Regions from separate parts of the Mus musculus genome. Here all the other regions are linked to region 1. A link is a contact called in ENCODE Hi-C or POLR2A ChIA-PET data. All regions are on one chromosome and are shown on one strand. Each heading gives the region's core, a stretch centred on a gene start or an enhancer-like site at or near the end of the contact. The rest is flanking DNA. Distances are from core to core; before and after follow the strand shown.

The links. A loop is a pair of places that touch in the nucleus more often than their neighbours do. ChIA-PET counts read pairs that join two places held with the same protein, here RNA polymerase II (POLR2A).
Region 2: a loop to region 1 is called in a map of heart, with 2.0 times the contacts of the local background. The contact joins the promoter of 4930444M15Rik here to the promoter of Serp2 in region 1. A Hi-C loop is called at or near these places in 10 of 37 maps with a recorded cell type or tissue (adrenal gland, heart and left cerebral cortex). POLR2A ChIA-PET finds 5 or more read pairs at or near these places in 5 of 5 experiments (Patski and embryonic stem cell).
Region 3: a loop to region 1 is called in a map of left cerebral cortex, with 4 times the contacts of the local background. The contact joins the enhancer-like site here to the promoter of Serp2 in region 1. A Hi-C loop is called at or near these places in 4 of 37 maps with a recorded cell type or tissue (gastrocnemius and left cerebral cortex). POLR2A ChIA-PET finds 5 or more read pairs at or near these places in 3 of 5 experiments (Patski and embryonic stem cell).

Annotation. Positions count from the first base shown.
Region 1 is chr14:76,555,163-76,558,913 of GRCm38, reverse strand. It overlaps Serp2 (stress-associated endoplasmic reticulum protein family member 2), which reads left to right and starts at 2,227. Exons shown (of 3, transcript NM_001160326.1): 1 at 2,227-2,483. The coding sequence starts at 2,400.
Region 2 is chr14:76,519,478-76,522,962 of GRCm38, reverse strand. It overlaps 4930444M15Rik (RIKEN cDNA 4930444M15 gene), which reads left to right and starts at 2,108. Exons shown (of 4, transcript NR_045660.1): 1 at 2,108-2,401; 2 at 2,798-3,109.
Region 3 is chr14:76,609,087-76,612,894 of GRCm38, reverse strand. No RefSeq gene overlaps it. Among named protein-coding and RNA genes, the nearest start is that of Serp2, 54 kb to the right of the region's middle. Within about 2 kb of position 2,270, at least 3 of the 3 ENCODE cell types and tissues checked have a DNase peak (open chromatin) inside an H3K27ac peak, as active enhancers do; they include gastrocnemius and left cerebral cortex, where a contact is called at or near this core.

The DNA.
Region 1 (3,751 bases), core at 978-3,477:
CCAGAAGTGGAAACTACCTATCAGCCTCACTTCTCTGAATGTCCCCTAGAGCCTGGGCTCTGGTCAGCTTCGGTGAGAATTTACCCTGCTTCTGCCCAGTTACTGAAATAAGTGAGGGACAGGCAGAAGCACCTGTGGGTCTTATACAATAGCCCCCCCTGCTCAGGAAACACTTCCCCTACTTAAACGCCAGTGGTGGTCTGTCGTTGGTCCTCTGAGGCGGCGACACGAACGACACAGACACCAAGTTGGGTTCAAGCAGCAACTTTACTCAGGCTTTTTCTTTTACAGCTCTCTTCCCCAGCAGCTTCTTCTTAGGGCAAGGGCTAAAACAACTCCTATTACAACAGCTTCTCTTCTAGTACTTCTACTCACGGCAAGGGCTAAAACTCCTCTCTTCACTATTTGCACAGACTCACCTCCTTCTAGCTCCACCCCACCTCATCCAATCAGAATTCACACACGCTCCAGGCACGAGCTCAGGTCGTTCACAGATAGGCTGACAGGTCCTGACCACAAGGAACAGTCCAGCCTGGCAGGCAGCCCACGCATGCAGCCTCACTGTGCATGCTCTGGCAAGGCAGTAAACAAGTGGGTTTCACGGGTCCTGCAGCCGCACCGCTCCCCACAGTGGTCCTTAAAATCAGGGACCAGAATAGGTCAGACTTAAGTGGTCCTGTGATGTTGGTGGCTGCTCATACTGTTAATGAAGCCAGTAGCTGCTCATTCAAGTGAAGAGATTTCTAACCAGTTGATAGAAGGGTATATTGGCTGGTTTTGTCTAACTTGACCCAAGCTGGAGTCTTCAGAGTGGAAGGAGCCTCCGTTGAGAAATGAGACTATGAGCTCCAGCTGTAAGGCATATTCTTAATTACAGATTGAAGGGGAGGCCCCAGCCCATTGTGGGTGGTGCCATCCCTGAGCAGGTGGGCCCAGATTCTATTAGAAAGCAGGTTGAGCAAGCCAGAAAAAGTAAGCCAGTCAGCAGCACCCTCCACAGCCTCTGCATCAGCTCCTGCTTCCAGGTTTCTGCCCTGCTTGAGTTTCATCCCAACAGAAACTCTAAGATAAACCGTATCCTAAAGAGCTCTTCCTAGCTTTCTACCCACATAAGAAATTCTACCCATACCAGAGCCTATTGAAGCATCCTCCAGGCACAGATAGATAGGATCAGAGATGCATCCGACATATCTGGTCTACACAGCTCTCACTCCTTACCCTTGAGTGCTATTTTGTATTGTCCTAACCCTGGACCACCTCTTCCCACTTCTCCAGATGTCCCTCCTGAGCTCCAAGGAGCCATATTTGTTGAGGAAAGATAAGCGGTTCAGCCCCCACTCCTCCCCTAGCTAAATCTCGGGGTCAGCATCTGGATATTCAAATATTGATTTTTGTCCTTTCACTGCAGAGAAACTCCCAATGCTGTCTGGGAGCTCACACTTAGTACCCCATAGAACAGGGATGCCTGAAGGTCCAAGATGCCCCAAGACAGTAGTGGTGGTGGGGCAGTGGGGGATAAGAGTCCAAGCCTGGTCAACACTTTGGTTATGGGCAGTGGCCATCCATTCTTCCTGTACTGTAGGCTCATGAACCCTTTGCCCTCTATGCACTCAGTGGTTTCTGGGGCAATCTGCTAGTGTGATGACCACCACTGCCAAGGTGAGGTCTGGTCCAACTCCACCCTCATCCACATTTTTCAGGGACCAGAAAGAGGCTTCTTGGCTCTTCGTCCCATGTCACAAAGGGTCTCTTTTTGCACAACCCAACTTGCCAAGTGGGGTTTCCTCAGACACCTAAAGGGCAGGTTCTTTTGGGGTGTTTCCCAACAGTACTACCCAAACCTGGCCAGGCTCAGCTCTGAGACTCAGCGCTCGATGCCTAGGGTCTAGCCTTCAGCTTGAAGCACCAGCGCCCCAATCCCTGCCTGTCCCGAGGTGGTCAGGAAACAGTCAGAGGTCACCAGGCTGGGTGCGGCTGCGTCCCCACCCCCCACGCACGCACAAACGCCGGGTCGCCCGAACCCTATGCCCCGCAGCGTTCGATCTCAGGACCCGGACACCCCGGGCCACGGTGCCCTTGGGCTTGGCGCGCGGCGCTGTGTCAGCGCCCGCCTCTCGCTTCCCGCCTCCTGCCTCGGTGGCCGCGCAGGGTAGGTAGCTGGGGGGACCGGAAGGATGGCGAGGAAGTCGGAGAGGGTTTCCTGAGATGAGAGATTACTTCCGTCCGCGCGCTGGCCTCTCTCTGGAGCCGGCTGGCTGGGGCTCCGGGAGCGGGGTGCGCGGGGCTCGGCCGTGCCTTGCCACCTGCAGCGCCCGGGCAAGCCGCGGGGCGCTGCGGCTACGGCTCACCCCGGCCATCGTTGCAGGTGGGAGTCGAGAGCATCCCCAAGCGCCCAAGCCATGGTGGCCAAACAGCGGATCCGGATGGCTAACGAGAAGCACAGCAAAAACATCACCCAGAGGGGAAACGTAGCCAAAACCCTGGTAAGGCGGGGGCGGCGCCGGCCGGGCCGAGCTGGCAGGACCCGCGGGGCGGAGCGGGGCGGGGCGGGCGGGCCGTGGGCTCGGAGCCAGGCCTCCCGGCCCCTCCTCCGGGGTCCCGCAGGCTGGGGGACCCAGCGGGGCTCTGGGGGGCGCAGACTGCTCTGCTTTCTCGTGGGCGGAGAGGGCTCTGGTTGGTGGAGACTCCCCAAGAGAAGGAGCCATCGTCCTTGAAAAAGGCTAAAAGCTGCATCTTAGGGGCCAGTGAAGCCAACTGGGCTGGGAGCCTACTAAGTGAATGAATGAACGAAAGGATGAACGAATGATAGAATGCCACTTATCCACAGCTTCCAGGCTCCGCCCCTGGACTCTCTCCCCACCCCCATGCTAAGATTTTTCTTTCCACCCTTTTTGTGATCGTCTGTCTCTTCTCCCTGTGTGTGTGTGTGTGTGTGTGTGTGTGTGTGTGTGTGTGTACATATATATTATATATATGGTATAAAAGTAGGGCGTGAGATTCCGAGCTACATTTCTCTTCACCCTCCTCTTTCTCTTGCAAACTGAAGCCGCCTCAGCCAAAGCTGAGTGCATCGTTACTGCCTATAATTCACCGTATGGATTCTGGCGCATTATGATGCTGTAACTGTAGCGACCAGCTTAGTGCCCGAGGTTCTTTGCTCCCAGACTGTGTATTAAAGCTTTACCCCTGGAATCTTAAGTAAACTGTGTACCTTAAGTGCAGAGATTTCCTTTAGGAAACCAAGTTATCTGCTCCAGAAAATGTCAGGCCTGTGACTTTGAACCATCCAAGGCTTGTGTGGGTTTGCATCGTTGCGAAGAACTGGTTTGCAAAGGCGCCTGGAATCTATTAGCCCATACGATTATGGGGAAGTCCAGCCGAAGCTTGGGTTTGTCTGGAAACGCAGACTTGATGAGGCAATGCCTTTTAGCAAAGAAATTATGTTGGTTTGATTAACTGAGGGGAAAAGCTGGCTGTGTAGTCATCACACCGGAATTCTTGTTAAACCAAGCAGAATTGTGGCAGAGAAGCCATGGCGTCAAACTACTCAGAGCTTTGTACACAGCCCCAGGCTGAGGTAACCCTTAAAATTCCTTCTTTTGGGGAACTAGAGCATTTAGCTATGATTGGAGGGGACAAAATGCCAAGGCGCCATAGAATGGGAACCATATTTTTCGCAGGAATCTGTTTCCCCTATGAGGTTTTATTACTGGGTCAGGGCAGGGAGCCACTGCCCAAGTTGGCATTAAAG
Region 2 (3,485 bases), core at 859-3,358, 36 kb after region 1:
ACTGTAAGGCATTTTCTCAATTAGTGATCAAGGGGGAAAGGCCCCTTGTGGGTGGGACCATCTCTGGGCTGGTAGTCTTGGGTTCTATAAGAGAGCAGGCTGAGCAAGCCAGGTGAAGCAAGCCAGTAAAGAACATCCCTCTATGGCCTCTGCATCAGCTCCTGCTCCCTGACCTGCTTGAGTTCCAGTCCTGACTTCCTTGGTGATGAACAGCAGTATGGAAGTGTAAGCCGAATAAACCCTTTCCTCCCCAACTTGCTTCTTGGTCATGATGTTTGTGCAGGAATAGAAACCCTGACTAAGACAACAGGACACTAAGAAAATGTAAAGTTACAACTACTGTCTCCCATCTCTGGAAAAAAGCTCCACACATGGTTTAAGGGAAACTCAGAGCAGGATAGAGGAGCCTCTGGCTTGGATGTGTTTTACACTCTGAGCTACTTTGTGTTTGAGTCTTGTGTTACCTTTCTGTTACAAGACCTGGGATAACCACCTTGAAGAGAGAAGAGCTCTCTTTATGGCTCAGGGTTTTAGAGTTTCTATTGCATGATTGATTGGCACCTGTGCTTTGTGCCTGGGTTAAAGCAATACATGACTGAAGCAGGAAGCAGAGCTAATCTGCCCACCTGATGGTTAGGAGGCCGGAGGACTAGGTTCCTACGATCTCCTTCAAGGACATAGCTTCAATGACATAAGGACCTCCCAGTAGTCCCCAAAAGATCTCACCAGTCCCCGGTAGTTCACCCTGGGGGACAAAGCCTCAGAGTTGAAACTAGAGCTGGCATTTACTGTATATGGGTTAATATGGTCTCCTTCTGAGTGAGTTTGAATGTCTGTCCTAGCTCCCCATGTAGAGGAAAGTGTGGGTGTAGTAAGATGGAAATGAGAAAGGACTTGGCGGGGTGTGTGTCCTGCCGAGAGCCTAAGATACTTGCGGGAGGACAAATGTCACTAAGCTAGGCCATAACCATGGGCCTAGGTCAGATCATGAAAATCTTGAGCCAGGAGGTAACCATACAGATGTGTGTTAAGAATCACACCTGGGGGTGATACACATAAGATCTTCAGAAAGTTTGGCCCGAGAGTTCTGTGAACAAGGTTGGAAGGGTACAAGTCCCGGATGGAATAGAAGCTTGTGGGAGACACATGGGTATCAGAACTCAGCAAAGTGAATGAAGAAAGCGTGTAGAAGGAGCAACGGTTGGCTTGGGAGTGAATGTTTGGGACATGCAGAGGGTCTCATACTCCTTAGTCCCCCTGAAAGCATATACTCAGCTCCCCCACTTCTCTAGGAAGATAAAGAGGTACGCAATGGAACTCCATCTGAGCCAGCCCAAAGAAAGGCACCATGATACATTTTCGTGAACATAGCTGGGAGGCTCTAAGAATTTCCTAACCAAGCATTTTCCAATCCTGACTCATGTGCAGTTTAATTATCCCGCACCTTCCTGGAGATTAGTTCCAGGAACCCCTGCTCTAGTAGATAGCAGAGTCCATAGCTGCTTAAGTCTCTTACATAAAATGGCTTAGTGTTTTCTTATGATTCATTACATCTTCTCACATGTGCTAAAGGGTCTCTAGACCCTATCAAGCTTCACACAGTGCAAATACTATTCTGTTGTTGTACTTCATGGTTTATGGGATCATGACCCCCCCAAAAAATTATACATGTTCACCGTGGCTGCAATGCTTTGTCCAAATACATTCTGTTGTATTGGTTGATTGGGTCTGTGGGTAAGAACGCCATAGTTATGGAGTGGGGAGTTAAATGCACAGTTTTCTGTACTATAAATCTCTTTTCATGTAGGCTTGGGATTAGCCTTTAACAGACTTGGAGATGTAGCCACAAGGGAATAACTCTTTTTAGATGACCTCCAATTCAGAGTTTCATCATGAAGCATACCATGACTTCCTAAATCCCAGGTAATCCTGTGAATTCAAGGAGGTAGTTGTTGAAGATTCTGGAACAGATGATGGGAGGAGTTAAGAAGAAAACATGGTCCCACTGTTTCAAAGTACATTCCAAACTGGGAGTGGGGGAAGAGAGACTGGCGGTCACAATCACTGCCTGTGGAATGTTTGTGAGGGTTACCATGGCTTCCCGACATTCTGAAAGTGCTTAGCCTGAGAGGCCCCACATAATCTTCACAGTTCAGCGGTCTCTGAATTGTCACCATGTAACCTTCTTGCCTGTTATCTGTTTACTCTGGGGATGACTCATGACTAGTCACTAGCCCAGTAACTTTGTAACCTTTCCCCCGGAGAATGTGTCTGGATGTCACAGATCTGTGCCACCTTCAGCTTTCTCTTTTCAGGGCTCAACTTGCTTCCAACAATATCACTAGTTTTTATGAGTGTTATGTGAAGCCGCAATTAGACAACATCTCCTCATCTGCCCTAGGTAAATTGTCAGTAATTGACCTAGAGCTCACTGTTTTTCTCATCAGTGAATTCCCACCTTGTCTTCTACCTCGCCAGAGGTTTTCCCCAGGGAGCCCTGCCTTAGTAGCCGCCATTTTGGTTTCTCTTGGGTCACCATTTACTCAATCCAACACCTAGCTGCTACTGGGTGCTGTGTCCTCTATGAAGATGCATTGTGGGGGGGGGGGGTTCCAAGGGATGTGGCAACCTCCACTGAGAGAGAGAACCTTTCTGGTAATCAGCTGTGTGACTTTGAAGAGCCACCAGCTCCCTCTGAGCCTGCGCTAAGCTCTCTGTAATGTTGACTAGGGGGGGGGGGCAACAGATCTCCAGACAGCAAGCTCTCAGATCTAGTCCTCACACCCTGCCTCTTCAGCATGCAGGATGGGGTTCTGTCTTCTGCGTGGAGCATGATGGGTGAGAGGAAGCAGAGGCTGGAGAGATGGAGGACCCACAGTTTGAAAGGAGATGAACCCCACAGGACGCTTCCACAGAGTGATGCTGGCCAGCCCACCTTGGACCACAGGAAGCTCCCTAAGAAAAAGGTTGGGTGAATTGAGCAGAGAAACAGTTGTCTCAGCAGGGAAGAGCTCTCCTTCAGTTCTCCATGATCCAGAGAATGAGGATCTGTATGAGGGGCTTTGAGAGAGAAAGAGCCCGTGAGGATGAAGGCATCTGCTATAGTTAAGTAAGCCACTGACAAATTTTAAGCCAGAAAGGATGGCCTCAAGTGGGTTTTATTTTCTTCTTTCACTGGCCATTTGGAAGCCACTGGCCTAGCAGCCATTGTGGAACTGGGTATGTACGTAGGAGACTCATGTTCCCTTCTGTTCTCATTTTATCCCCTTCCCCAATGACCCGTGCTGTGCTCTGAATATCTCTTTATGCCCCAGTATATGTATTTGTGTATGTATAGTGTGTGTGTGTTATATAGCATAATAGATGCTACTTTAGCATATTTACTCTCATAGACCCTGAGATACACATTCAGAACCCTGTTTTGTGGAAGAAACCAAGGTTAACAGAAATCTACTAACTTGTCTTTTTAAAAAAGACATCTCATT
Region 3 (3,808 bases), core at 1,021-3,520, 54 kb before region 1:
TGGACTCGGGAGATGGAGTTAGGGGAAGTAGAAGAAATTGGAGGGAGGTAGCAGTGAGCGGATAAGATAAACATACACTTCATAAATGTATGGAACTTTTTTTTGTTGTTTTGGTTTTTCGAGACAGGGTTTCTCTGTATAGCCCTGACTGTCCTGGAACTCACTCTGTAGACCAGGCTGGCCTCAAACTCAGAAATCCACCTGCCTCTGCCTCCGGAGTGCTGGGATTAAAGGTGTGTGCCACCACTGCCTGGCATGGAACTTTTAAAGAATAAAAATATTATTTTAAAGGCCCCCATTGTCTTTTCATTTAGTATAAATAAAGCTTAATAATAATGCAGAGAAGGCAAAGGGATAAAACAGCCTACAAGACAATCAGTGACAAAGACCCAACAGAGGCAAGGAGCAGTAGAAATTACACCATTTAGTTTAAACCTGGATGAGATCATGTATTTCCAATGAAACTCAAATTTTTTTCATTTTAATAATTGACCTCCCTGAGACTCCACATCTCTGGGTGTTTGTATTTTTATTAACAGCTGTATTAACAGGAAATGGGGGGAAGATTCCAGATAAGACTAGAGGTTCGGGAATAGAACACTTGACATCTGTAGCACATCAGCACCTTGTTCATTACCCTGTATTCCTTTCACCGAAGGTTAAGGACAGGAGGGAGAGGGAACTAAGCAGACTGCAGTTTACATCTCTGAGAACAAAGGCCTGTGCTTTCACTAAGAACACTGAAGATGCGTGCAACTAATAAATACTAGGCATCCTCCGTTGGTCAGGCACTGACCATTTCACAGTTGAGGAAACAGAAATGCAGGCAAATCAGGTATAAGAAGAAAAGCATGGCGGTGGTCTCTCTGGTGTCCATGAACACGGTGCTTTTGGGAAACAATCAGACTTCTGCAGTCCCAAGAAAAACACGTTCAGCAAGATCACTGGTCCTAGAGTTTCCCTCTTCTGGAAGCATCTCAGACAGAGAGAGAGAGACCCTTCTCCATCCTCTAACACCTGTATGTTGCATACTGTGCCAAGGGCTGGGGGGAGATGGCTCAGACAATAAAGGCCTGTCGCATAAGGATAAGGACCAGAGCTTGCAATATCAATACAAAAAGCAGCATGTCCACGCCAGGGAGTAGACAGGTGTGGCTCTAGGTCGCTCCTTGGCTAGCCTGCCTTGAATACATACGTTCCAGGTTCAGTGACAGGGAATGTAGAGAGTGGTAGGGGAAGTGGTCCAATGTTAGCCTCCAGCTCTACATACTACAGGCTTCTGCACACATGTGTACATACGCACATATATACATGCATGTGTGCACACATGCAGAGAGAGAGAACGCCAAGGATGGCTAAAGGAAGGGGCAAAGAGAAGATATATGGTTGGTCATGTGCTTGAAAGACAACCCCAAGGGTCTGTCCAAACCCACAGCCAGCCCAACTTCTGGACTTTGTGTGATGTGACATCCTTGTGAGATAGCAGATCTCCTAAGGCTGCTGTATGTACCACAAGTCTGTTCCTAGTTTCCTCTCATCAAAAGCATTCTGGGTTGTACGACGAAAAGGCAAAATGCAAACTCAACCTCATGTAATCACCAACACCTACACATCCCCAGAGTCCTCTTGCGGGAGGGGTGTCTCTAAGGGGTTGACTGTTCTGCCTGGTTGCCAAGGAACAGCCTCAGTGGCCCTCAGTCAGAGCTTTGGCTTCATTCCCGGCTCTGCCGTTAATTAGCTATGTGGGCATGGGCAAGTTCCTTCTTCTCTTTAGTCCTCATCTGAAAAATGGGGCCAATAATAGGACCTGCCACAAAGGGCTTTTAAGACAAGGCACTTCTGTGCAGCAGAGATAGGTGGTGGCTCTGGGTTCACAAAAGGGCCTCTGAAGTACTTTATTTATATGTTTATCTCTCTATTTATTTATCTTGATTTTTGCTCCTGTCTGAACTTTTTGTCTCTTTTGTGTCTTTGTTTATTTGGTTGTTTTGGTTTGGCAGTATTAGGAATCACATGCTAGGCAATCTCTCTCTCTCTCTCTCTCTCTCTCTCTCTCTCTCTCTCTCTCTCTCTCCAGTTCAGCATTTTTAATTAGTTAGCTATCCTCATCCATCTCAAAGAGGAAGCATTCAAGTGTTACTCACGGTGTCCCTGCTATTTTTAGAAGTGTTTCCCACAGGTCCATCTGCTAGAGGCTTGGTTGCAAACTGTGAGGCCACTGGGAAGTGACAGAACCTTTAGGGGTGGGGCAGAGTGGAAAGAAGGGAGGCTTCTGGGACGTCACTAAAAGGACTATTATTAGTTCTTCCCGCTCCTCCTGTGCCCACTGTGAAGCCAGCAGCCTACCATGAGTCCTCCCTCGACAACTATGCTACCACAGACAAAGGCAGCCAAGCCAGGTGACTCTGAACTGAAACTAGAGCCCGAGCAAACCTCACTCCTCCTCTCTGGCCGAACCCCCCCCCCCCCATTTGTAAGTGGCAGAAAGCCAATTAACACAATCAGACTTTCTGTTAAACTATTTCTCCTTCCATACCACCCCTCATATGCAATATCTGAACAAACATGCTCCTTTGCTTAGCTTTACATGATAGCACATTCCCTAATATGTGTACATGTTCTTTATAATTATTTGATTTAATAGTTTTATAAGACTAGACTAGTATAATTTACTACTAACCACTGTCCTACAATTAATAAAAAGATAGGATCTCTCTCTATGTAGACCAGGCTATCCTTAGAATCGCAAGTGTCTGTCTCTGCCTCTTGCATGGAGTGATGGGATTAATGGAGTAAACTGTCACACACTGTTTCCATGAGAAGAGAATTCCTTGAGGTACAATTACTGGGTGTGAGGATATGAATCATTTTGTTGTCTCCTGCTAAGTAATTCTTCCCAAAAGGAACACTACAGTTTGTAACCAGAGATGGTATCTTGGCCACACAAGGCTAAATGTCAGCTTTTCCAAATAGGTACCTGGCTTGAAATATCACATGAATTTTTGTACTTTAGAGAAGTCAGTGTTTCGATTGCCTTGCCCTGGGTTTCAAGTTTTATAAATCAGGTTCTTCTTTCTTCCCTCAAAAGCCCCGCTTTGTAGCAGTCACTTTTATTCTTTGTTGACCCCAGATTTTTTATATGCCTGTCTGGTTTGATCTCCTCCATCTTACTTCTTGAACTAGATTGGATCTCTATATATAGACCCCACCACCACCACCACCAAGAGTTCATAATTAACTCAAGGATTCTATCTTAAATGGATGGTGAAGCCCAGCTTCACATTCTCTTTGAGAGCCACAGTGCTGTTTGGGAGTGAAGAGGAGAAATTCCTGTATCCAGATAGAATAAAAAGCAGCCGCTGACCACTTCAGGGAAAACTCAGGCACGAACGTGGAAGAAGTAAGAAAACTCTGCCCAATTGAAAGTTTCATGGCTTGCATCGGTCTCCCATCCAGCAAAAATCTGCCCTTCCTTCCCTTAGAGCAGGGAAAGTGGACTTAGCCACACCACAAAGAATTCCTTGGGAGTAGAGAAAAACCCTACATTTTTTTTCCAGTGCTAAGCTCAAGGGCAGATAGATAGATGCCTTCAAGTCATGAATAAGGCGGCAAACACAGCCTTGGATGCTCTCAAAGGGACTTGGCTTAGCTTTTTGTGAGGTCTTTATCTTTTTCTATCTCGTGTTTCTAACACGACCATCACTCAGATTCAGGTAGAGACGGTGCAACACAAGGCACCGTACCCAGTGCTGGGTGGCTATTCAAGGAGCATGGAGCAAGTTTATGCTCATTTTTAAAACCCTGGTTA